Regions from separate parts of the Mus musculus genome. Here region 2 is linked to region 1. A link is a loop called in an ENCODE intact Hi-C map of the cell type or tissue named here. Cell type or tissue: left cerebral cortex. All regions are shown on one strand. Links, peaks and the distances in the headings refer to the core of each region. The heading gives the core; the rest is flanking DNA. Region 1 holds the start of Gm46652 (a long non-coding RNA gene). Region 2 has its middle 14 kb from the start of Nanos1.

Region 1 (11,568 bases), core at 1,531-9,530:
AGTCAAAATATCACTTTTTGCAGATGATATGATAGTATATATAAGTGACCCTAAAAATTCTACCAGAGAACTCCTAAACCTGATAAACAGCTTCGGTGAAGTAGCTGGATATAAAATAAACTCAAACAAGTCAATGGCCTTTCTCTATACAAAGAATAAACAGGCTGAGAAAGAAATTAGGGAAACAACACCCTTCTCAATAGTCACAAATAATATAAAATATCTTGGCGTGACTCTAACTAAGGAGGTGAAAGATCTGTATGATAAAAACTTCAAATCTCTGAAGAAAGAAATTAAAGAAGATCTCAGAAGATGGAAAGATCTCCCATGCTCATGGATTGGAGGAGATCCTTTCATAGAGCAAACTTATGTGGTCTAGTTTTGAGACTTTCCTCAGGCATATCATTGGAGTCTCAGCTGATAATACATAGTTCTCCAGAAGAACCTAGACTTAATCATTCATTTCACCTAAGAGGTTGATGGTAAGACCTTTTCCCAGGCAAAAGTGGTGTCAACTCCCAGTTAGGGATGGAAGGAATGTAAAGATACCTTGTGAAAGAAAGGCCATAGGTTTCCCCCACTCTACACCTCTTCCTAACACTGTGTCTGTTTTAGTTACTTTTTCTGAGGCTGTGATGACATATTCTGAAAAGAGCAACCTAAAGGAGAAAAGGCCTATTGTGAGGCATAGTCCAGTTGATAACAGCAGCTGATATAACTGTTCACAGCACATTTGCAACTGGAAAGCAGAGAACAATTGTGATTTGACTAATATCCCTCCCCTCTAGGCTCATATAATTGAATGCTTAGTCACGAGGGAGTGGCACTATTTTAAAAAGATTAGGAGGTGTGCTCTTGTTGGAGTAGGTGTGGCCTTGTTGGAGGAAGTGTGTCACTGGGGGTGGTTAGCTTTGAGGTTTCAAAAGCCCATGCCAGATCCAGTCCAGTCTTTCTCCCTCTCTCTCTCTCTCTCTCTCTCTCTCTCTCTCTCTCTCTCTCTCTCTCTCTCTCTCTCTCTCTCTCATTCTCTCTCTCTCTCTCCCCCTCTCTCTCTCTCTCCCTCTCCCTCTCCCCCTCCCCTCCCCCTTCCCCTCCTCCCCCCTCCCTCTCCCTCTCCCTCTCCCCCCCCTCTCCTTTTCTCCCTCCCTCCTTTCAGATCAGGATGTATCTCTCAACTACTTCTCCAGCACCATGCTCCCTACCCTATTGATAATGGACAAAAGCTCCACAGGTCCCTGGCAAGATTTCTGGCCAGCTTACTTGGTGTCACACTCAAGCCTCTTTCTGCTCTTTTTCCAAGAATAGGAAGGGTAAGTAAGAACAGTTAGTAGGCAAGAGTCCCAGAATGGCTTAAGTGGCTATACCTCCACTGGCTTAGTGCCTAGAGGTAATAATTCCTGCTAGACTATGGACTCATCCTAAGATAGGCGTGCAGGCCTAGCACTGATCAGAATATCTAGAAACAGGTAACAACTGTTGGTGCAACAGCAAGACTGAGCACAGCTGGAGGTTTCTATGCAGTACCCTTTGAAGTCATTTCTGCACACAGACTAGGGGGTGCTGGTCCCACTGATGTGTTTCTCTACCATGATCCAGATTCCTCTCTCCAGTCTCCTCTCAAAGATCTGGATCCTCCAGAGATTCAGAATAAACCCTGCTGCCTGTCTGGCCAGGTATTTGGTCACAGTGACAAGAAGTAATGCAAGTTTTGTGACAGAGTTTGGCATGCACAGGTCTTGAAAGCTCAGCTCTCCCCAGAAAACTTCATAGTGCCCACATGAAAGAGCACTGTTTCAGAGGAGAGCCACGGGTGCTCTTCTGATGGCATTCTGACCCAGGAAAACTCTAGGTCTTGGCAAACTATGGCCTGCTGTTTGTATGGCTTCATTTTTCAATATTTCAAATCTTGACATTATATTCACATGTTGGGTCTTGGTTTACAATGCTTAAAGTGATTGCTATTTGGTCCCTGGTGTGCTTGTTTTCTGAGTCTAGCCTCTGCCAGTAGAGAGACCTGGCCTTGCTTTTGCCTTGGCTGCTCCACTTTCCCTGGGGAGGCTTGAAAATGAAGTTCCTTGGCTTAGTGCCATAGTCTACATGCTCTTCAGGCTTTTTCTGAATCACCCCAAAAGAAAGAGGGGTGCTGAGGTATGGGAGAGGTGTATGACCATTCTAGTCTCTCCCACTGAAGTCCACTGTGGGTTGCTCCTGGGAGGGACAGGTGTGTCCCTGCCAAGTTTGCAGCATCTTGTGGATAAAATCTAATGAGCTGCATTTAACAACAAGCCCTGCCATGTGGCTTTTCCCAGGGCTGCCCATCTGTCAGCTCTGGGAAGCCACTCTTCATGCAGCTGGAGCCCTCTCCAGCCATCAAATCAGGAGAGAGCCAAGGTCCCTTGAGCCACGTCCAGCATGTAGACCCGTAATCTTCACTCTCAGTTTGTGCCAGCTCCTGGCTGTTCTCCAGCCTCCCAATACCATCGCCAGATGGTACCTAACAGAGGGTGAAAATGCTCCCAGGAAGGTGTGGGCAACGGGGCAGTGGAGAAAAGAGAGCCCAAGTAAACCACAAGGTGCCCTGACCATGGCATGGCGAGTCTCCAGGTGTGAGCCAACTAGCTATTAAACTTCTATTTTTTTTTATTACTTATTTTTACTATTTTAAAACAAGCCACCAGAGTGGGCTCAAGTGGCTAATATCACTTGTCTAGTTTCACCAGGGTCTTCCTGCCCCCTTAAGATTCAGGGAATAGTATCTCTGACTTCATTCCAAAGCTTATATTTCTGCAGCCCTAGGCTCTGATTTGTGCTGCCCCTGATTTCCTGTTGACTGCAGTAGGGTCCATGTATCCTTGTGCTCATGTGATATATCCCATTACCCATCCCAGTTCTGAACCTGGAGACTAAGAAGAACATAACCAAGGCTGTCCTCGAGTTTACTATGTAGCTGAGGATAGCCTTGAACTTCGGATCCCCTGCTTTTACTCTTGAGTGCTGGGATTACAGATATGGGCTACTGTTCCCAGTTTGTTTTTTGTTTCTTGTTCTTGGTTTTTTGGTTTTGGTTTTTTGTTTTTGGTTTTTTCGAAACAGAGTTTCTCTGTGTAGCCCTGGCTGTCCTGGAACTCACTTTGTAGACCAGGCTGGCCTTGAACTCAGAAATCCACCTGCCTCTGCCTCCCAAGTGCTGGGATTAAAGATGTGTGCCACCACTGCCCAGCGGCCATTTGCTTTTATATTGTAGAGAACTAGCAAAGATGAGGTGCTTGCTAAGAGTTCTGGGAAGAACAGCTGTTCTGTGATCATCTCACCAGTGGATACCCAAACAGAGCTATCTTTAGGCTGGAATAAGGGCTGGGGAGATCCCAACTCCAGGACCTGTCTACAAACCATCTGGAACCCCTATACCCCAGGCAATGCTGTTCACATCAAACATTTGACCTAGCTTTGTGAGGGTTGTGATTGATGTCCTCTTGGTCCCCTAATGGATTCAAGCAGACTGCTTGCAAAGCCAGGATCCTGGACATTCACAGCCCAACTCTACTTGTGAAATAGAAAGCAAGATCAGACAAAAGAGTTGGGCAGGACAAGGGCAGAATCCAGTGTGCAGCTCTAAAATAAAATCCTGGGGTCAAGAACCCAAGCTGACTCCAGGGTGTGTGCCCTCTGGGGAAGAGTAGGTAGCATACTTTAGGTAGATGCTTAGGTGACGTTTGTGTGTGTCATGTGACTGCATAGATGGGCATTGCGGTGGGTACCTAAGGCAGGAAGAGTTGCTTTTCCTACCACTTTGAGGATACAGTCTGTCATGGCAGGGAAGATGTGGGGGTGAGAACAGCTCTAGGCTGTGATGGTAGGAGCAAAAGGCAGTTTTGGTATGAGTCCATATGTGGGATACAGAGCGATGATTGCTGGTGCTCAGCTCACTTCCTCCTTTAGACAGAGTCTCAGGGTTTTATCTCCTGGATGATTCCAAATCCAGTTCAGTTGACAAAGGAGATCAACCACCTTCTGCCCACCATGCTTCTTAGTCACCAGGCTCCACCTTGGGATGGGTTAGGGTCTGTGTCCTGTGGTCAAACAGGGCTCACATGAACACAAACAACCATGGATCTTGTAGCAATCTGGGTGGCACAAACCAGAGCTTGGGGAAGCAGAAATGTAAGCTCTGGGGAAGCCTAGGGTTGTTGAGGATGTCTGAGGTAGCTATTCAGATCTTAAGGGGTGGAAAGACCCTGGTAAAACTAGATAAGTTGTTTTACGTACATGAGCCCACAGTGGTAACCAGTGGCTTGTTCTGCAGCGAGTTTCCAAGCCTCAGTATCTGTACCACACTGGCTTTTAAAGGGGTAGATCTGCAGACCAGCTCTCTGTCTTGTGAAGCAGAAGGCTTTCAGTGGGTACTGCCAGCCCTTCGGACACTGGAAAGGAATTTGGGACATTAGAGTGTCTTTGCAGGATTTGAAAATTCAAAGAACTGCTGTGGCCTCAGTGAAATTGAACATAAATATGGGCTTCTCAAGAGAAGGAGTCACCCTTAGTGTCTATGGTGACTGTGTGTGTTTTTGTGGCTTTTAAAATTATGTTGGTCAAAGGATGTAGTTCAAAACAAGGTTCAAAGATAGAACAAAGTTTAAAATTCAAGTTTAAAAATTAAGTAAAAGTATACTAACTGGTTACTTATTTCTCTTACAATAAATTTTTTTTTGTAAATATGTGTGTGTGTGTGTGCATTGTGTAGCTTGTTTCTGTTTGGGTGTACATGTGTTGATGTGTGCTGTATGTGGAAGTCAGAGAATATCTTGGGGTGTTGTTTTCAGGCATTGTCCATGTTTTATGTATGTCTGTGTATGTGCACATGTGTGTAGAGGTACCCATGAAGGTCAAAGGGAATTATTGCATCTCTTAGAACTAAAGTTGGCATTTGTGAGCCAAACAGTGGGTTCTGGGATCTGGACTCCCATCTTCTGATAGAGCAGTAAGTTCTTTGACTGCTGAAACATTTTTTCAGTCCCCATGTTGGTTTCTGAGACAGGGCCTCTCACTGTCCTGACCCTTGCCATGTAGGCTAGGATGACTGGCCAAGGATCTGCCTGTCTCTGCTTCCCCAAGGCCAGAATTGTAAGCATGCACCATGCCTGTAATTTTTTTTTCATTTTTTTAAGCATGATTTTGGGGATCAGACTCGGTATTTACAAGGCAGTTACTTTACTATCTGAGCCATCTCAGTAGTTCTATAAGGAGATTTAATGAGGTATATTGTTTAGACTTAGAGATAAGAGAGGAGTGCTGATGGAATCAAACTCAATGTCCAAATATTCTGGCCTTGAGTATCATTTCTTGTTGTTCTTGTATTTGTTTGTATGTGCACGCCACAGCATGCCTGTAGAGCTCAGAGGACAACTTGCAGGAGTTTGTTTTCTCCTTCTACCATGTGAGTCCTAGGGGCCAAAGTCAGGCTTGGTGGTACATGCTTTTACCTGTTGAGCCTTCTTGTCTCTAGGAAGTCAAGCTCTGTCTTTATAAGACATTTGGGTTTTTATCAATTATGTTGAAGTTTCTGAATCTTAGTTGCCGATGGACAGCCTTCTTTTCCTTTCTATTGCCTCTTGCTTCCCCTGGCTTGGTGGATCCAGCCTTAATTTGAACAGTGGTGGCAGGAGTGTAGGAGGAAAGGAAAAAGAACAGCACTACACTGAATTGTGAGCATGCAGTGAGCTCTGAACATAAATGTATCTCTCACCCCCCTCAATTCCTGTGTTGAAATCCTCATCCCAAGGAAAGAAGAGGTAATTTGGTCATAGGTACAGAGCCTTAACACCTACATAAAGGAAGCCAAGAGAGACCCTGGACCGGTAGGTGCAGTGTCAATACCAGGCAAGAAGTCCCTCATCAGAAGGAACACTCCAGGAGCTTGGTTGAACTCTGTAAGCTTCCATACTACAGGAAATATTCTTCCGTTCTTAATAGCCACCTCCCTCTCTCCATCCCATTGATGGCATTTTACTATAAAGGCCAAGTCAACTAAAAATGGGGAAGTTCCAACTTGGGGTGAGAGGGGGGCAGGATCATAATACAGTTTGAGCTATCAGGAAGGAACACTGAGTCGGGAGTTCCCTTTAGTGGAGATCCTCTCCAGAACAGGCTGACAGCTGGGACTATTTTTATTCTTTGCGTGGAGAATCATAGCCACTTCGAGAAGGTGACATTTGGGGAGCCTCGTGGTGTTTGGTGGTAGTAGTCCCTATCAGCAACATGGAAGAGAGGAGAGAGGTACTGGTAGAAGTTCTAGAACCTGGGTGGATCCTGGCTGCCGCCAGGGGGAGACCTGGCGCGGCCTCCACTGCTCTCTGGAAAGCCTGTCAATTCTTGTCAACCCACTGTAGCTGCTGGAGCATTGGACATAAGGATGCATTGACCGGGTGAACCTCCTAGGGGAAGCAGCAATGCTTGGAGGCTCAGCAAGGGGGTTGGGGCGGGGAAAGAGCATTTTCCAGCTTGCTGCCTTCTACTGGTGGAAGCCAAGGCCGGGGAACCTGCGAGGTTGCTATGAACAAATTGTGTGCCCAGTTTGCTTTTCCACATCCACTGTGTGCTTACCTAAGACAGAAGAAAAGAAAGCACTCTGGAGGAAAAGTGGACTCTGAGGAGAGAGCATGGGGGCTTTTCTCCAGTCCAAGATCCAGGAAGGCATCCTAGAAGCAGCCTGCTCCCGTGATAAAGAGCTCTGGGCAGCAGGTGTCTGTTAGAGCAGGCTCCTATTAGAACAGGCTCAGAATTTCTGCAATGCCTGTTGCCATGGCAAACAGCCATTCACAGAACCAAGCTGATCATTCCAGAATCCCACCCCGCAGTTTAGCCTGTGACCCAGTCCAGTGAAGAGGAAAAGCTAGAAGCTGAGCCTCTAACTTCAGTTTAAGCAGTCTGCCTCACCTTCCATGGGCACTGGCCCATGTGTCACGTCCTGCCTGAAAATAGCTTTTCCCTCAGCCTACTGTTTTGGAAGGAATGTGTAACGTTCTGAGGTTCAACATCCCTGCGCCTTAGAAAAGGTGTTTTTCTTCCTGGTGACCAGACTGAATCCTCACCTTTGAAATGACCTCTGTGTCACTTCTGAGATGCTTGTGGGGAGATTCCCTGAATCTGGAAGATTTTCAGATAAGGAAATCCAGATGATTTCTAGAGAAATGAAATGTACCCAAAGTCACTAGGGGTTATTGGAATCTGGTAGTCAGACTTTTCAACTACCCAGAGCTTGACTGTTAAATCTATACAAGATCTCTGTTTTTTTTTAATATATATATATATATATTTCAGGGACTGGATAGATGGTTCAGGGCGTGCTTCTTTTGAAGATGTTCAGAGTTCAGTTACCAATACCCACATGGTGACTCACAGCCATCTGTAACTCTAGTTCCCAGGGACCCAACACCCTCTTTTGACCTCTATTGGCATCAAACATGCACATACATACATTCAGGCAGGACATACATAGAATAATAAATCTAAAATATTTTGATTATATGTATATGTGCCTGTCTCTGTGTGGCTATGCACATGTGCATGTGTGTGACTACAGAGGCCAGAGGTGGTGTATCCCCCTGGAAGATGGAGTTATAGACAGTTGTGAGCTATCAAATATGATATGAAATAGAAACCAAATTATGGTTCATCTTGCCCACAGATGCTGGTTTTTTTTTTTGTTTTTTTTTGTTTTTGTTTTTTGGTTTTTTTTGTTTTTGTTTTTTTGTTGTTTTGTTTTGTTTTTGCCACGTTAGTGTTTGTTCTGAATCTGATCCTCCCCCCAGCTCCTTTCCTCTCTCTCTTCTGATTCTGTAACAGCAGCATTTTTACCTAGGGGACACAAGGTTCTTCTCCTCTCTGCTCCCTTTAGCTCTTTTCTGACCTTAGTAAGTGATGATCAAGACTTTGTCCAGCTATTGAACCACAATGTCCAGACTCTGAGGGACTATAGGAAGAGAAAGGGAACAAGTTCAAGTTGAGAGTCAGGTCATAGTCAGACCAGGTAACTGACTATGGGGAGAGGGCCAAGTGCATGTCAGGTATAGTCTCAGCAAGGTCACTCAAACGACTACTGTCAGGGTCGACATATTTGCAGTGGGGCTGGGAGTCCAGGAGGCGCTAGAAGAACACAGGATTCTGGGAACATCTAATCAAACAGGAGCTAAGCCAAGTGCCTGTTGAGTGATGAATGGAGCAGATATGGAAATTGAAGTAAGAATCTTGTTGGCCTTGTTGGACCGAGCCATGGCTAGGCACCGTTAAGCCTTTTAGAGTGACTTGGTCATACATCAAGGCTGTGAGCAGCAGGACCTGTCCTCAGCCTCAGGGCTGGCATCACCAATGCTGTCAAGACACTGACTGTCAGCAGGCCCAGGCAGTGCTAGTATTACTTCAGGGATCCATGGTAGGTGAGAAGAGGCACAGATTATAATTCCTGCCTACTCCCAAACCCCAACAGCACAGAGCTTTCATAGGACATCTTAGTGCTTCCATCTCCCAGAGGGAGTGAAAAGCCTGACAACCTGATTGTGGGGCTTTAAAAAGTGTCTATAACTAACCACTTGTGTGCTGTGATGCCAGGGAAAGGCTAGAGGATACGTACTTACATGCCAGCAACCTGACTGGAACCTTGTCTCCCTCCCCATCTGAAAGTCAGGAAGTTGAGCCCCTGGAAATCTCACTTGGAATTTTTCACTCCACAAACCATTGAAACCCTATTCTCTGTGCTATGAGCACCTGCCATGTTCCAGATGGAACATCTGACATATGTGTTATCAACCACCATAGTAACTTCCTATCCCCTTCAAGGCACACATCCTAAAGTCCTCCTATTGGGTCTTATTTCATAAAGTTTCTACCACCTACTGATGGTACCACAGTCTGGGGCCCAAACACTTGCCATACAGATCTTTAGGGGACACTCAGCATGCTGTAACACCATCTTATGTTTGCGTGAGGGTTAGAGTTGTTCTCTGTTAATGTTATGCGCAAAGGCACCTAATCTGCCTTCCCAGCACAAACCTGGACTGTCATGTGCCAGCTACTGAAGTTATAACTTGAGCTACCGCTAAGTGGCGCTGCCTGCCAGCAGCAGGCACAGCTCTGTTCAGCAGTATGTGTGCACCTACTTCAAAATGTCATTGAAATTTCCCCATGTTTCTTTATCAAAAACAAGTGGGAACTGGGAGAAAGAGAAAGTGCTAATATTAGAGCTAAGCCAAACAACATTTCCGTGTGTGCTGGCTACTTTTATGTCAACTTGATGCATGAAATCATTCTGGAAAGAAAGAACCTCAATTGAGAAAATGCCTCAGCTGGGCTGTGGTGCATTTTCTTGCGTGCAGACTAATATGGGAGAGCCCAGCTCACTGTAGGCAGTGACACTCATTGGCTGCTGGTCCTGGGTGCTATAAGAAAGTAGGGTGAGCAAGCCATGCATGGTGAGCAAGCCAGTAAGCAGTAACCCCTCTCCAATCCCCCCCACCCTCGTTTCTGCATCACTTCCTGTCTCCAGGTTCCTGCCCTGACTTCCCTGGATGGTGGACTACAAACTGAAATAAACCCTTCTTTCTCTAAGTTGCTTTTGGTCACAGTATTTTATCACAGTAATAGAAACCTTTAGTATATCATGCTTAGTATACCTGCTTCCAGGAGGAAATTCATTTGCCAATCTTTGGGCTCAAATAGATGATCCTTGTCCTAAATGGTTCTACTGGAGGCTTAATGGTTAAAAAGAAAAAAGAAAAGAAAAGAAAAGAAAGGAAAAGAAAAGAAAAGGGAAAAAAGAAAACATGAAAGAAAACAGTCTATAAAATTTAATAGTTGTAAAACACTTCTTAAAAAGATAGGCTCTTGTGCTGTAGAGATGGCTCAGTGGTTAAGAGCATTGACTGCTCTTACAGAGGTTCTGAGCTCAATTCCCAGCAACCACATGGTAGCTCACAACCATCTGTAATAGGATTCAACGCCCTCTTCTGGTGTGTCTGAAGACAGCTACAGTGTACTCATATGCATAAAATAAATAAAATCTCAAAAATAAAAAAAGATCTTAGGTTGCTCATGTAGCCAAGGGTGATCTCAGTCTAGCTTCGGTAGCTGAAGATGACCTTGAACCTGCAATCATCCTATCTCTACCTTCCAAGTACTGATAGTTAAGGTGGCAAGCTCTACTATCTCTGATTTATGCAGTGTTGGGATCAAACCTAAGTCTTCATTCATGCTATCCAAACACTCTCTCAGCTGAGCTATATCTCTATCCCTGGATATGAAATAGTTGATCTCTTAGATTCAGGACTACTACCAGTGGAAGGGTGTCTTGTGCAAATTAGAAAAGGGGTTCTTTTTCCCCCTCCTCTATGTAAATATAACTCTGTACCAAGATACACAGGTGAGTTTCAGTCCCTGCTAAATCCATAACCAGATGCTGCCAGTGTACAATATGCCCAACAGTGCAGAGCTGCCAAGGATGAACATCCATTTATAATGCACAAGTCTCTTGTTCTAGTTTTGTACAGTTAATTTTATACACATGTATAAAACAGAAGGCTGCCTACAAACAATATCTATGGTTAATTTTTTTAAAAATTAGACTTGTCCCATATTTGAGACATTCCTGGGAACGTTGAGACTATAAAACCATGAAACTATAATGGGCAAGGCTAAGATTCATGTCCTCCCTCGGCAATCCTCCTCACAGAGTATTTATTTCCTAGAAATCTGTGTCCTAGTTTGGTTGTTTGGTTTCTGTTGTTGTCACAAAGCACTGACCAAGAGCAACTCTGGAGGAAACTTACAGGTCATAGTTCATCATGGAGGAAAATCAGGTAAAGGATTCAAGCAGGGGCAGAGGCAAGAACTAACAGGGACTCTGCTTGATTCCATGGCTTATGTCCAGTTATCTTTCTCACGCTTTCCAGAATCACTTTCCCAGATGTGACACCACCCACAGCAGGCTGGCCACTCACAAACCAATCAACAATCAAGAAGCCCCTTTGGACTTGCCTATATGCCAATCTGATAGAAGCATTTCTTCAATTGGACATTCCTCATCCCACATGACTTTTTGTGTGTTGACAAACACATTGCAGCACATTTGTATCATGCCTTTTACAGAATTGTGGACTATTTGAAGATATAAGCTAGATGTACCATTTATTTCCAGGGCACATCACGAAGATGTGTGAGAGTGTGCTGGTAGGAAATGGCAAGAATTACCTGAGTCCATGTTGAAGGAGAATGGATGTGCCTTCTCTAGGTACATGGCCCTCTGTGTTCTTCTTGATTTTTTGGATATAAATGGCACCCAGTGATTGATTTGTTTCCATTTCCCAAACTCGATGGGACAATCCACTGGGGCTGTAGTTCCAGGAGCTTACCAGGCACCAGCCTTAGTACAGAATCCAGTCTTGACAGGTTCACACTTGAGAACTGGTGGGTTCCAGCCCTCTCCTCTCCCTGTCCTTGGTCCCTTTCTAGTTGAGCCTGGGGAAATGGGCCTAGCTTTGGTCATTGCTCAGTGGAAGGAAAAATCAGTTGTGGAGAACA
Region 2 (11,568 bases), core at 2,441-10,440, 130 kb before region 1:
TTCCTTTTCCTTTTCCTTTCCTTTTCCTTTCCTTTTCCTTTCCTTTCCTTTCCTTTCCTTTCCTTTCCTTTCCTTTCCTTTCCTTTCCTTTCCTTTCCTTTCCTTTTTTCTTCCCTTTTCTTTTATTTTGATAGGGTCTTACTATGTAGCCTTGGTGGGCCTGGAACTCACTATGTATACCAGGCTAGCCTTGAACTCACAGGGATACGCTTGCCTCTGTCTCCCAAGTACTGGGATTAAGGATGTGAGCCGCCATGCCCAGTGAAAATTTTCCTTTTAACACTAATAAACAAAACAAAGTGTTACTTAAGGATGACAAAGACTGGGCTGGCAAGATGGCTCAGTGGTTAAGAGCGCCGACTGCTCTTCCGAAGGTCCCGAGTTCAAATCCCAGCAACCACATGGTGGCTCACAACCATCCGTAACGAAATCTGATGCCCTCTTCTGGAGTGTCTGATAACAGCTACAGTGTACTTACATATAATAAATAAATAAATCTTAAAAAAAAAAGGATGACAAAGACTGCCTGGAGATATGACTCAGTGGTCAAGAGTGCTGACTAGTCTTTCAGAGGTTCTGAGTTCAATTCCAGCAACCACATGGTGGCTCACAACCATCTGTAATGGGACCCGATGCATTCTTCTGGTGTGTCTGAAGACAGCTACAGTGTACTCATATAAATAAATAAATTAGAAAAAAAGGATGACAAACACATATGGTATAACTCTAGAGAAGAATAAAGGGGTGGTTTGAGGAAATAATTCAGTCAGTAGAACAGTAGAGTGTTTGCCTTGAGAATACAAGGACCTGGGTTTCATCCTCAGAGCCCACATTAAAACACACACACACACACACACCACAATAAAAACAAAACCAAACTCCTGGGTGTCTTAGTTAGAGTTTTATTGCTGTGAAGAGACACCATGACCATAGCAACTCGTATTAAGGTAAGCATCAGGGCTAGTGTATAGTTCAGAGATTTAGTCCATTATTGCCATGGTGAGAAGCATGGTGGCATGCAGGCAGACATGATGCTGGAAAGGTAGCTGAGAATTCTACGTTTGGATTGACAGGCATCAAGAAGAGAGAGAGAGAGAGAGAGAGAGAGAGAGAGAGAGAGAGAGAGAGAGAGAGAGAGAGAGAGAGAGAGAGAGAGAGATGACCTGGCTTGGGTATCTGAAACTTCAAAGCATACCCCCAGTGACACACTTCCTCCAATAAGGCCACATCAAGGGAATAGTGCCACTCCCTATGAGCCTAGAGGGAACATTTTTATTCAGTCATCACAGGTACAGTCCTAACATATTACCAGTGATTTTCCCTGAGCTGACTAGATTTCCTCCTCTTCTAGTGCAATGGTCCTGAGCTAGGTTTTGGGGTCAACACATTCTCTCACCATGGAAGTCAGCAATGAGTCTTGGCCATTCTTAGTAATAATGTGATACAGAACCTCTTACCCTTCTTATTCACAAGGAACCTAGCGATCAGTCTGGCTTCCTGCCTGATCCAGGCTCATCTCTCTACTTTAGGGCCAAAGGATTAGGAACCTGAACTTCATTTCCAACTAGACTTCTTTCCCTTTGCCATGGAAGACGATATAATTACAGGTTGGATGGCCATTCTTTTGCCTCCTATACTGTCTAGGGGACCTTGGCAGGTAGTTTCTTCATCTGTAATAAGCTTTTTAATACCTCAGCACTTGGGTGTTGAAGGTGGTCAGTCCTTGGTTGTCTTTTAGTACAACTGTCCTCCACATTGTAGAACTCTGACAGCATCCCTCAGCTGTTTATCAGGAGTGGAAGCTTTCTTTCGGCCATTGCCACTTGTCCCTTGGAGGGGAAGTCACCCCTGGATGAGTACTGCTCTCTAAAACAGCTGAAATTCTTACCTTTGGGTATAGTTGTGAAGATCTGGTGATAGAATGTAGTAAGGTTCCCTCCATGGTGTCTGACCGTATTTTTTTTTTTTAAGAATTAAATTTGGGGGACTGGAGAGATGGCTCAGTGGTTAAGAGCACTGACTGCTCTTCCAAGGTCCTGTGTTCAAATCCCAGCAACCACACGGTGGCTCACAACCATCTGTAATAAGATTGGATGTCCTCTTCTGGTGTTTCTGAAAACAGCTACAGTGTACTTAAATAAATAAATAAATAAATCTTAAAAATAATTAAATTTGGTCTTTTGTATTGATACATAAAACATAAAGATCATGCATGTTTATGGGGGTATAATGCTTATATCATATGTACACAGTATATAAATTAGGGGTATATAAAACCTGCCCATTCTCCCAAGCATCTATCATTTCTGTACAGTGGAAACATTCAAGCTCCTTCTAGCTCTTAGCACATATGTATTTAAAACTATTGAAAACAACAACAACAACAAAAAATGGTTTGGTAGAAGAGTCAATACCTCAAAGACAAAGATACTGTTTTTCCTTTTTAAAGATTTGTTTTTAAGTGTGTTTGCATGCTTATATGTATGAAGATGCCCATGGAGACCAGAAGCATCCGATACGCAGGAACCGGAACTGAGTTGTAAACCACCTGGTGTGGGAACTGAGAACCAGAGTTGGGTCCTTTGTTAGAACAATATGTGCTCTTAATTGTTGAATCATCTCTCCAACCCCAAAGCTACTTTTTAATGAAAACTCTAAAAAAAAAAAAAAACTCTTTAAACTATTCAAATACTAGGTTCCCTTCGTGTTATTAAAAAATTAAAAATACAGATGACATTATTATTTTTCTTCTGATTCTGCCCATCTTGTGCCATTCCCTCCCCAGTGGTGACCCATGAGATCCAAGTACCACAAGGGTAAGTATTTTATTTATTTAAGACAGCATCTCACAATGTAGAGCAGGCTGGCTTGGAATTCATAGAAAAAACCAAACAAACATTTGCTCCAAGACATCAAGGATATAAAGCTTTTTATAAAATATACAGAAAAGAGGGCCAGCAAGATTGCTTGGAGGGTAAAAGCTCAATTAAGTGGTATATGGAGAAGCCCTATGCCACTTGTCATTGAACTGCATTTTTGAAAGCTTTTTATTGATTTCTTGTGAGCTTCACATTCTGCACCCAGTCCCGCTTTTCTCCCTGTCCCCTCACATCTGCCTCTCACTCTGGCAATCTCCCTCCCAAAATAAAACACACACACACACACACACACACACACACACACACCAACAAAAAACATAGAAAACATCTCATTATGGGATCTGTAGTATGTCACAGTGTTTCCCACAGTATATCCCTATGTCTATACATTCTCACTTGCAAATGTTCACTGTAATGAGTCATTGGTCTGGTTCGAGATCTCTGGCTTTTGACACCATCAATACTGGATCTTCATCTGGACTCCTCCCAGGTATCCTGTTATTGCCCCATGCCATGGAGATCCTGCAACTTTGCAATAGCAGGACTGGCTTTTACATACCAAGCAGATAATATCCATTTTGGGGTGAGCCATCTCAGAGCACCGTATCTGGGCCTGGCTGATAGCAAAGCTGGTCCAACCCCTCTCCAGCACTACTCTGGCTAGGCCACCCGATGCTGTCACCAGTAGGAAGGAAGCAGAGTCAGTTCTTGTCTCACACCCTCAGGGCCAGCTCACCTGCACCCACACTTCCAGATTCAGCTTCATTGTGCTTCCCAGTCAAGGTACAGATCTCATTCTCCCAAATGCTACAGCCTTTGAGGGGCTGGGTCAGCTCTCTGGCTCTCACATCTTTGAGGCTGGCTCACTCTGCTCGAGTGTTGTATCTAGTAAGGGACAGGGCCAAATCATCTACTCTCATGACCCCAGGACCAGCTCTCCCAACTGCTGCAGGTGGTGGTGGTGGTGGGGTCATCACCCCCACACCCATGCCACCTCATGAGTGGTGGGGCCAGTTCTCCCTCACTCTCGTCCTTAGGGCTGGTTCACCTATGTCCCTTCGACTACTGTGCTGCTCAGGAGAGGTGCAGGGCCTGCTTTCCCAAGTGCTGCTAACTGAATATTTTTCGACTGTACATGGATTTTTATAAAAATGGATCACTTACTAGCCCAATGCCACAGTTTGGATGTAGCAAGCCAGTAAACATCTTCTGTAGGCTTGTATTTTGAATGTGTTGTCCCCAGATGGTGACTATTCTTAGGGCTGTGACAAAGCAAAGCTCGGCTGGTGGAAGTAGATCAGTGGGGCTGAGCCTTTGGAAATTATGGTCCAGATCTGGTTCTTGTTGTTGTCTGTTTCCTGGTCCACCATGCTTTGAGGGGCCTCAGCCACATGGTCCTGCTGCTGTGGAGTGAGCTGCTTCATCGTGTTATCTCCACTGTGATGAGTGGAAATGGTGACTCCTAATAAGCCTTTCCTGTCTTAAATTGATTATATCAAATAGTTTGGTCACAGCAACACAAAAGTAGCTACTATACGTATTTAGTAATAAAGAACTGACATGTACAGACTAGATAGATTTACAAGCATCAGTACAGTAAAATTACAAACTAATATTTTGTGAAAATTTAGCTCCAAATTGAAGGAGATTGTTCCCAAGATTACTCAACAGCATTCAGTACCCTAAACACGGGTCCTAGATCCCACAGTTATGGCTACTGTGATGGCTAATTTTATCTTAACTTTATATAGGCCAGTGTCATCTGAGGGGAGTAAACCCCACTTAAGAAAGTGCCTCCATAATATTGGGCTATAGGCAAGCCTATAGGGCATTTTCTTAATTTAATAATCAATGTGGGGAGGGCCCAGGCCATTGTGGGTGGTGCCACCTCTGGACTGGAAGTCCCAAGTTCTATAAGAGAGTAGGATAAGCAAGCCATGGTAGCAAGCTGCCAGTAAGCAGGACCCCCCCATAGCCTCTGCATCAGCTCCTGTCTCTAGGTTCTCTCACTCTGTTTGAGTTTCTGTCCTGCCTTCCTTCAGTGATGGGCTATGGATGTGGGAGTGTAAGCCAAATAAACCGTTTCCTTTCCAAGTTGCTTTTGGCCATGATGTTTCATCACAGCAATAATAGCCTTGCCATTCCTGAGGTAAATCACCCCTTCCAGGCTGGGGTGAGGATCCTAGGGTATCAGGTGCACTGTGAACATGGAATAAGGTAACCCACTCAGAGGCACTTAAATTAAGTGTTACAACTTGAGGCTGATTCCAACAGCAGCAGCCATAGGGTAGAGAAAATGGACAAGGTGGAGATGACACCTTGAGCTGATTACCTTTAGCTTTCCCTTTAGTTTCCCCATTGACTCTGAATATCATTCAGGACAGAAAATTTCCTTTGAGTTGAAGCAGTCTATGCATTGACTGTTTTGGAAGGGCTCCCTTTGTGCCTCTGTGGCCCAGATCCTGCCATGGGGGGTGGGGGGTGTCGTTGCTGAGTGAGCATCTCATTCTCTAGTGGTTTGAGTCTCTTCTAGCGCTGAATTCCAGGCAGGGGAGAAAAGTCCAGTAACCTAAGTTTCATCCCCTTCTGAAGCTGCTTTGTAACCCCAAGCAAAGCCGCCACTGTCCTCATGCCCAAAGTGTATTCATTATGGCAAGGAAGAATAAATCTGAGGGAATCTGGGAGGCTTATCCAGGACTCATGGCTAGATGACAGAAAGCCACTTGAGGCTACAAAGAAATTGATTGATGAAACCAGAATGTGTGGCACTGGCTGCAGGCATGGGTGATTCCAGAGTCTCTAAGACCATTAGGACCTTGCCTCTCTCCATCTCTCAGCTTTGCTGTCCCTTAAGTTGACCTTCCTCTGGGCTCATGCCCCATCCCTCCCCTCATCAGTGACAGTCACCTGAACTTCCAGATGCCCACCAATCAGCTTCATTACCCCTGTGGGAAAGAAATTCCTCTTTTCTGACAGCCTCAGCAAAAATAATCCCAGGACTGGCTTAAGTTCCAGCCATCAGCCATTCTGATGAGGCTGAGGACTGGAATACCAATTGACCAGAGTTGGCCATAGCTTCTGGAACTGAGAGGAGCTGGGATATTAGAGAAGAGCAGGCAGCAACTGACACTGATCTCCCCTTCACTGTGTGGTTATTGGGAATCTGATGGGGATGGGCATATGACTTGGATCTTGGGTTACTCATTCTCTGGGGAGGCAGACAAATATTCCACCCAAAACCATTGTAATAGCCAGACAATTAATGCTGTTGGAGATCAAAGAGTTCAGTGTGCCTTGGATGCCAGGAAGAGCATCATAGGGGACGTAACATCTCATCTAGTCTGATATCTTTTTGCATGCATTTGTGGGTGGCCTACACCTGTGGATGATTTAGGACAGCACCTGAAAGAGGGCCTTAAACTCTACCCAACAATCCATCAGGGTCTTAGCCTCCACTTACCCAGGACCTCACTTAGCCTCAAGCCCACCTGAGTGAAATGTGGAGAATTATGGCCACATCTGCTGATCTAATTATTGGGAACTGAATGAATTCCAGGACCGGAGAAGAGCCTGGTTTTGCATATCTAAATATGGAAATTTAATAACTGTACTTGATGCAATCCTCTATCTCTGTCTGTAGTGCTGCAGAGAGAAAATTAGTCTTGGTGTTTTTAATTTTACAGATATTAAGAGACTGGTGCAAACAACAAGACTCATGAGGTGGAGGATTTGAAGTGGCAGAGTTCATCTCATGGCCCATTGGGCTGTTGATAGAGTTGTACAGTGTGAGAGTTGGAGGACCTTATTGCTGAATCAACCACAGGCTCTGCATGTGGGGATAGAGAAGGCACCTAGGTTGTAGGCAAAACTGTGCATGTGTGTTTTCTCTAGGCAGAGTATGCATTGCTTTCATCAGATTCTTTTTAAAAATTTAAAAATTTATTTAATGAGTCCTCTGCTGCATGTACACCCACATGCCAGAAGAGGGCAACAGATCTCCTTATAGATGGTTGTAAGCTTCCATGTGGTTGCTGGTAATTGAACTCAGGACCTCTGGAAAAGCAGCCAGTGCTCTTAACCCCTGAGTCATTTCACCAGCCCTTGAAGCGACCCATATCTATGAGAACAATAAGAACCTTGAATGTGGACCATGTCCTTTCATTGGTGGTGGAAGGACACAGAGTCCTGAGGAGAAGGACTCATGCCCAAGAGCTCTTCAAGTCATTGTTGAAACTGGTGTCAATCTGCAGCATCCCACATTCTAGATGTGAGAGGTCTTGTTTTAGCTTGATGCCCTCAAGCCTGACTAAGCACCAAAGCCCTCAAAGGCATTAATTAACAATTTTATAACCTGGCCTGGCCCCCTGCCTCACTAAATCCAAAGTGTGGGTGAGCCTAGAGAGAGCCTGAATGCTTAGAAAGCTTTTCAGGAGGCTCCTTTGGTTGTAACCTGGAATTGGCACAGGGATAAAGCTCTGGGTCCATATTGTGAGAAGAACATTCTTAGAATTAGAGGAGTGTGGAGGGGGCTGTTTGATATGTGTTGTGGAGTGGGTGTGTTGGTTGTCAAACAGTGTTTCAGATTTGATAATTTACTATACAGACTCAGAGGACTCAACATAGAGTCACATTCATGGCTGAGATTTATTATAGTGAAAGGGTACAAAGAAGAATAGCAAAAGGCAAAAATGTCATGCAGTGAAGTGCCGGGGTTATAGGTAAACGTCCCAGAGTCCTCCCCCTCATTGTATATATACTAACAATCCTCTAGCAGGTGACCCTGGTGGCTGGTGTGGACATGGGCCACTATGGAAGCTTGTTTAGTCTTTGTGGAAGAAATGCCTATTCAACTCCTTTGTTCATTTTGAACCAAGGTTTTGTTGAATTTATGGATTTCCTGGACAATCTGTATAAAACTCTGTTATCAGATATATGGCTGGTAAATACTTTTTCTCCATCACATATGTTGACTTTTTGCTCTGTTGATAGCGTCGCTTGATGCACAGACATTGTGTGTGTGTGCATGTGTGTGCATGGGTATGTACCCACAGGATGTACCCATGTGGAAGCTAAAGGAGGATATTGGGTATCTTCCTCTATCACTCTATATTATTCAGGGCCTTTATTTATTTTCCTTAGGATTGTTTGATAATTTCATGCATGTGTATAATATGTTTGATCTCGTCCCCATTCCTTTCCCTCTAGCTCCTCACCTGTCCCCAAGACAGGGTCTCTTACTGAACCTGGAGCTTGCTGTTTTTCCAGTCTTGTTGGCCAGCAAGCTCAGCCAACCAGCAAGCATAGTCATCATCCTGTCTCTCTGTTTTCACCCACCCTCTGTGCTAGGGTTACAGGTGTGTGCAGCTATGACTAGTTGTTTTACCTGGGTTCAGGGGATCTGAACTCAGGTCCTTATGCTGTGTAGCAAATGTTTTTACTCACTGAGCCTTTGCATAAGCCCATGCACAGACATTTTTAATTTTCACAAAAGTCAGTTTTCCGGTTTGTTGTTTCATGTGCTTCTGTTCCATCCATGAAATCATGGATAAGACCTCCATCAAGAGGCTTTTCTCTTCTTAAAGATGCCCTTTCCTCCATTTTTTTTTTGTGGCCTGCCTACTTTAAGTTTATCAATTTTATTGATCTTTTCAAAGAATGACCTTTATTTTCATTGATTTTTTCCTATTTAAAAATTTTCTGACCTATTTTTCTCTGCCTTAATCATTATTTTCTTCCTTCTGTTAGTATTAGGTTTGCTCTTCTTTTCTATTCCTTGAGTTTATGAAGTTAGGTCATTGGTTAGATCTTTCTCTCTCTCTCTCTTTTCTTATTTCCTCTTTATATTTTCTCCATCTTTAAAAAAAAAGATTTTATTTATTTATTTTATATATGTGATGAGTACACAGTAGCTGTCCTCAGAGACACCAGAAGAGGGCATTGGATCCCATTACAGATTGTTGTGAGTCACCATGTGGTTGCTGGGAACTGAACTCAGGACTTCTGGAAGAGCAGTCAGTGCTCTTAACTGCTGAGCCATCTCTCCAACCCCCGTTTTTTCTCCATTTTTTCTCCAATTTTTTGTCTGGTATTCTTGAGGGCCTAGGTCTATCCTCAGGATTAAAACAAAAAGTTGCTTAATTTCTACAAATAGGGAGAATTTCTTACTTTATTTGTATTATTAATTTAAATATCACTGTTTTACAATAGCTATATATATTTTTTAAAAATTCTATTGAAATTTAATTTGTACCCTAATATGTTCTATCCTGGCAAATACCCCAAGCACACTTGAGAAGAACATGAGTGTTTGTTCTTGCTGAGTGGAATGTATATCTGTTAGGCCTTGAGAATTAATATTGTAAAGATGCTATACAACCAAAAGCAATCTACACACTTAATGAAATTTCCATCAAAATTGCAATGACATTTCTCACAGAACTAGATAGAGAAAACAATCATAAAATTTGTGTGAAGATACAAAAGACCATGAATAGCCAAAGCAAGTCTAACAACAACAAAACTCACATCACAGAGGCATTAAATTATCCAACTTCAAACTATACCACAAGGCTATCGTGACAAAGATACTACCTTATTGGCACAAAAGCAGACCTTGTGGAGAGCTCTTGGGGCTGATTCTAGACATTTGGCAAGAGTATGCCATTGGGCTAGGACACAGAAGCAAGCTCAGGCAGGAATTTGACATTGAGCTAGGACTAGGAGGTAAGCTCAAGATGAATACAACTGAGGATTGTGTTCTTTGTATCTTTTGTTGTTGTTGTTGTTTTTGTTTTTTGTTTGTTTTTTTGAGACAGGGTTTCTCTGTATAGCCCTGGCTGTCCTGGAATTCACTTTGTAGACCAGGCTGGCCTGGAACTCAGAGATCCACCTGCCTCTGCCTCTGCTTCCCAAGTGCTGGGATTAAAGGCGTGCACCACCACGCCCGGCTTTTTTGTTCTTTGTATCTTGATGGGTCTTGTCAGAACCCTGAATACAGTAATCATGAGACCTTTGTTTATGCTTTGTTTGTTCCTTAAGTACACTGTGTATGCTTTAGAACTGATCACATTCTTTGTATATACTTAGAATGATATAAAGGCAGACTGGAGAGAAATAAACCTGCTTCAGCTTCAGAACTGGCTGAGGTCATGTTATAATGTTGTCTAATTGTCTTTTTCTTTCCAATCCTCACTCTATCCCATGAGACCTTGTTGACTGAACTGGCTTGGTCAAGACATGCAGACCGACAGAGTATTATAGAAGACCCAGAACCCAGAGATAAACCCACATAGGTATGAATAGTTGAATTTTAACAAATGTAAAAATTATGCACTGGAAAAAGGACATTTTAAGTAAATGATGCTGGAAAAACTGAATATATCTCAGCAGAAGAATAAAGTTAGATTCCCCACCTCTCATTCCACATAAAAATCAATTCAAACTGATGAAACAGCTTAATATAAAAAGTAGGAAATACTAAAGCTGTTAAAGTAAAACACAGGGTAAATACTTTAGGACATAGGTATAGACAAGAACTTCTAAATAGAACCCTAACAGCACAAGAAACAGCTTCAAGAACTGGCAAATAGGATTACATGAAATGAAAAAGCTTCATATCAAATAAAACTATCAAAAGAATGAACAGTCAGGTTCCAGGAAGGGAGAAAAATCTTTGCCAGGTGTACTTTAGACAAGAAGTTACTATCTAGACTGTATCAGGAATGGCAAAAATGAAACAGCAAAGCAGACAAACCAAACACCCTGACCAAGAAGTGGATCAATGCACAAAACAGACAGTTCTTCTTCTTTTTTTAAACTTTATTTATTTTTATTTTTATTATTTTATTAGATATTTTCTTTATTTACATTTCAAATGCTATCCCAAAAGTTCCCTATATCTCCCCCCCTCCCTGCTCCCCTACCCACCCACTCCCACTTCTTGGCCCTGGCATTCCCCTGTACTGGGGCATATAAAGTTTGCAAGACCAAGGGGTCTCTCTTCTCAATGATGGCCAACTAGGCCATCTTCTGCTACATATGCAGCTAGAGACACGAGCTCTGGGGGTACTGGTTAGTTCATATTGTTGTTCCACCTATAGGGTTGCAGACCCCTTCAGCTCCTTGGGTACTTTCTCTAGCTCCTCCATTGGGGGCCCTGTGTTCCATTCTATAGATGACTATGAGCATCCACTTCTGTATTTGCCAGGCACTGGCATAGCCTCACACGAAACAGCTATATCAGGGTCCTTTTTGCAAAATCTTGCTGGCATGTGCAATAGTGTCTGGGTTTGGTGGCTGATTATGGGATGGATCCCCGGGTGGGGTAGTCTCTGGATGGTCCATCCTTTTGTCTTAGCTCCAAACTTTGTCTCTGTAACTCCTTCCATGGGTGTTTTGTTCTCTATTCTAAGGAGGAATGAAGTATCCACACTTTGGTCTTCCTTCTTGATTTTCTTGTGTTTTGCAAATTGTATCTTGGGTATTCAAAACAGACAGTTCTTAAGAGAGATCCCAATGGCAACAAAAGCATGACCTGGCTGTCAGAGTCATGCGAATTAAAACGACTTTGAGATTTCATCTCAGAATGACAAACATCAGGAAAACAGATGACCATAAACATTGGTGAGGGTGTAGGGGAAGAGGAACCCTATACCCACAGGACAGTGCATCCTCCCAGAGACACTTGCAC

Evidence for each region. Peaks named below come from ENCODE experiments on the same cell type or tissue, not always from the same donor. Only the 100,000 strongest peaks of a DNase experiment are listed, where the experiment ranks them.
Region 2: it touches region 1 in a loop (2.0-fold over the local background); 2 of 42 quality-filtered maps call a loop at or near these places.

What each region holds. Positions count from the first base shown.
Region 1 is chr19:60,606,504-60,618,071 of GRCm38, reverse strand. Gm46652 (a long non-coding RNA gene) reads right to left here and starts at 6,842. Exons shown (of 2, transcript XR_003952898.1): 1 at 6,601-6,842. In left cerebral cortex, for the core only: CTCF peaks have their summits at 6,327 (motif pointing right) and 9,098; DNase peaks (open chromatin) are centred at 2,295, 3,885 and 6,227.
Region 2 is chr19:60,736,065-60,747,632 of GRCm38, reverse strand. No RefSeq gene overlaps it. Among named protein-coding and RNA genes, the nearest start is that of Nanos1, 14 kb to the left of the region's middle. In left cerebral cortex, for the core only: a CTCF peak has its summit at 6,851 (motif pointing right); a DNase peak (open chromatin) is centred at 4,129.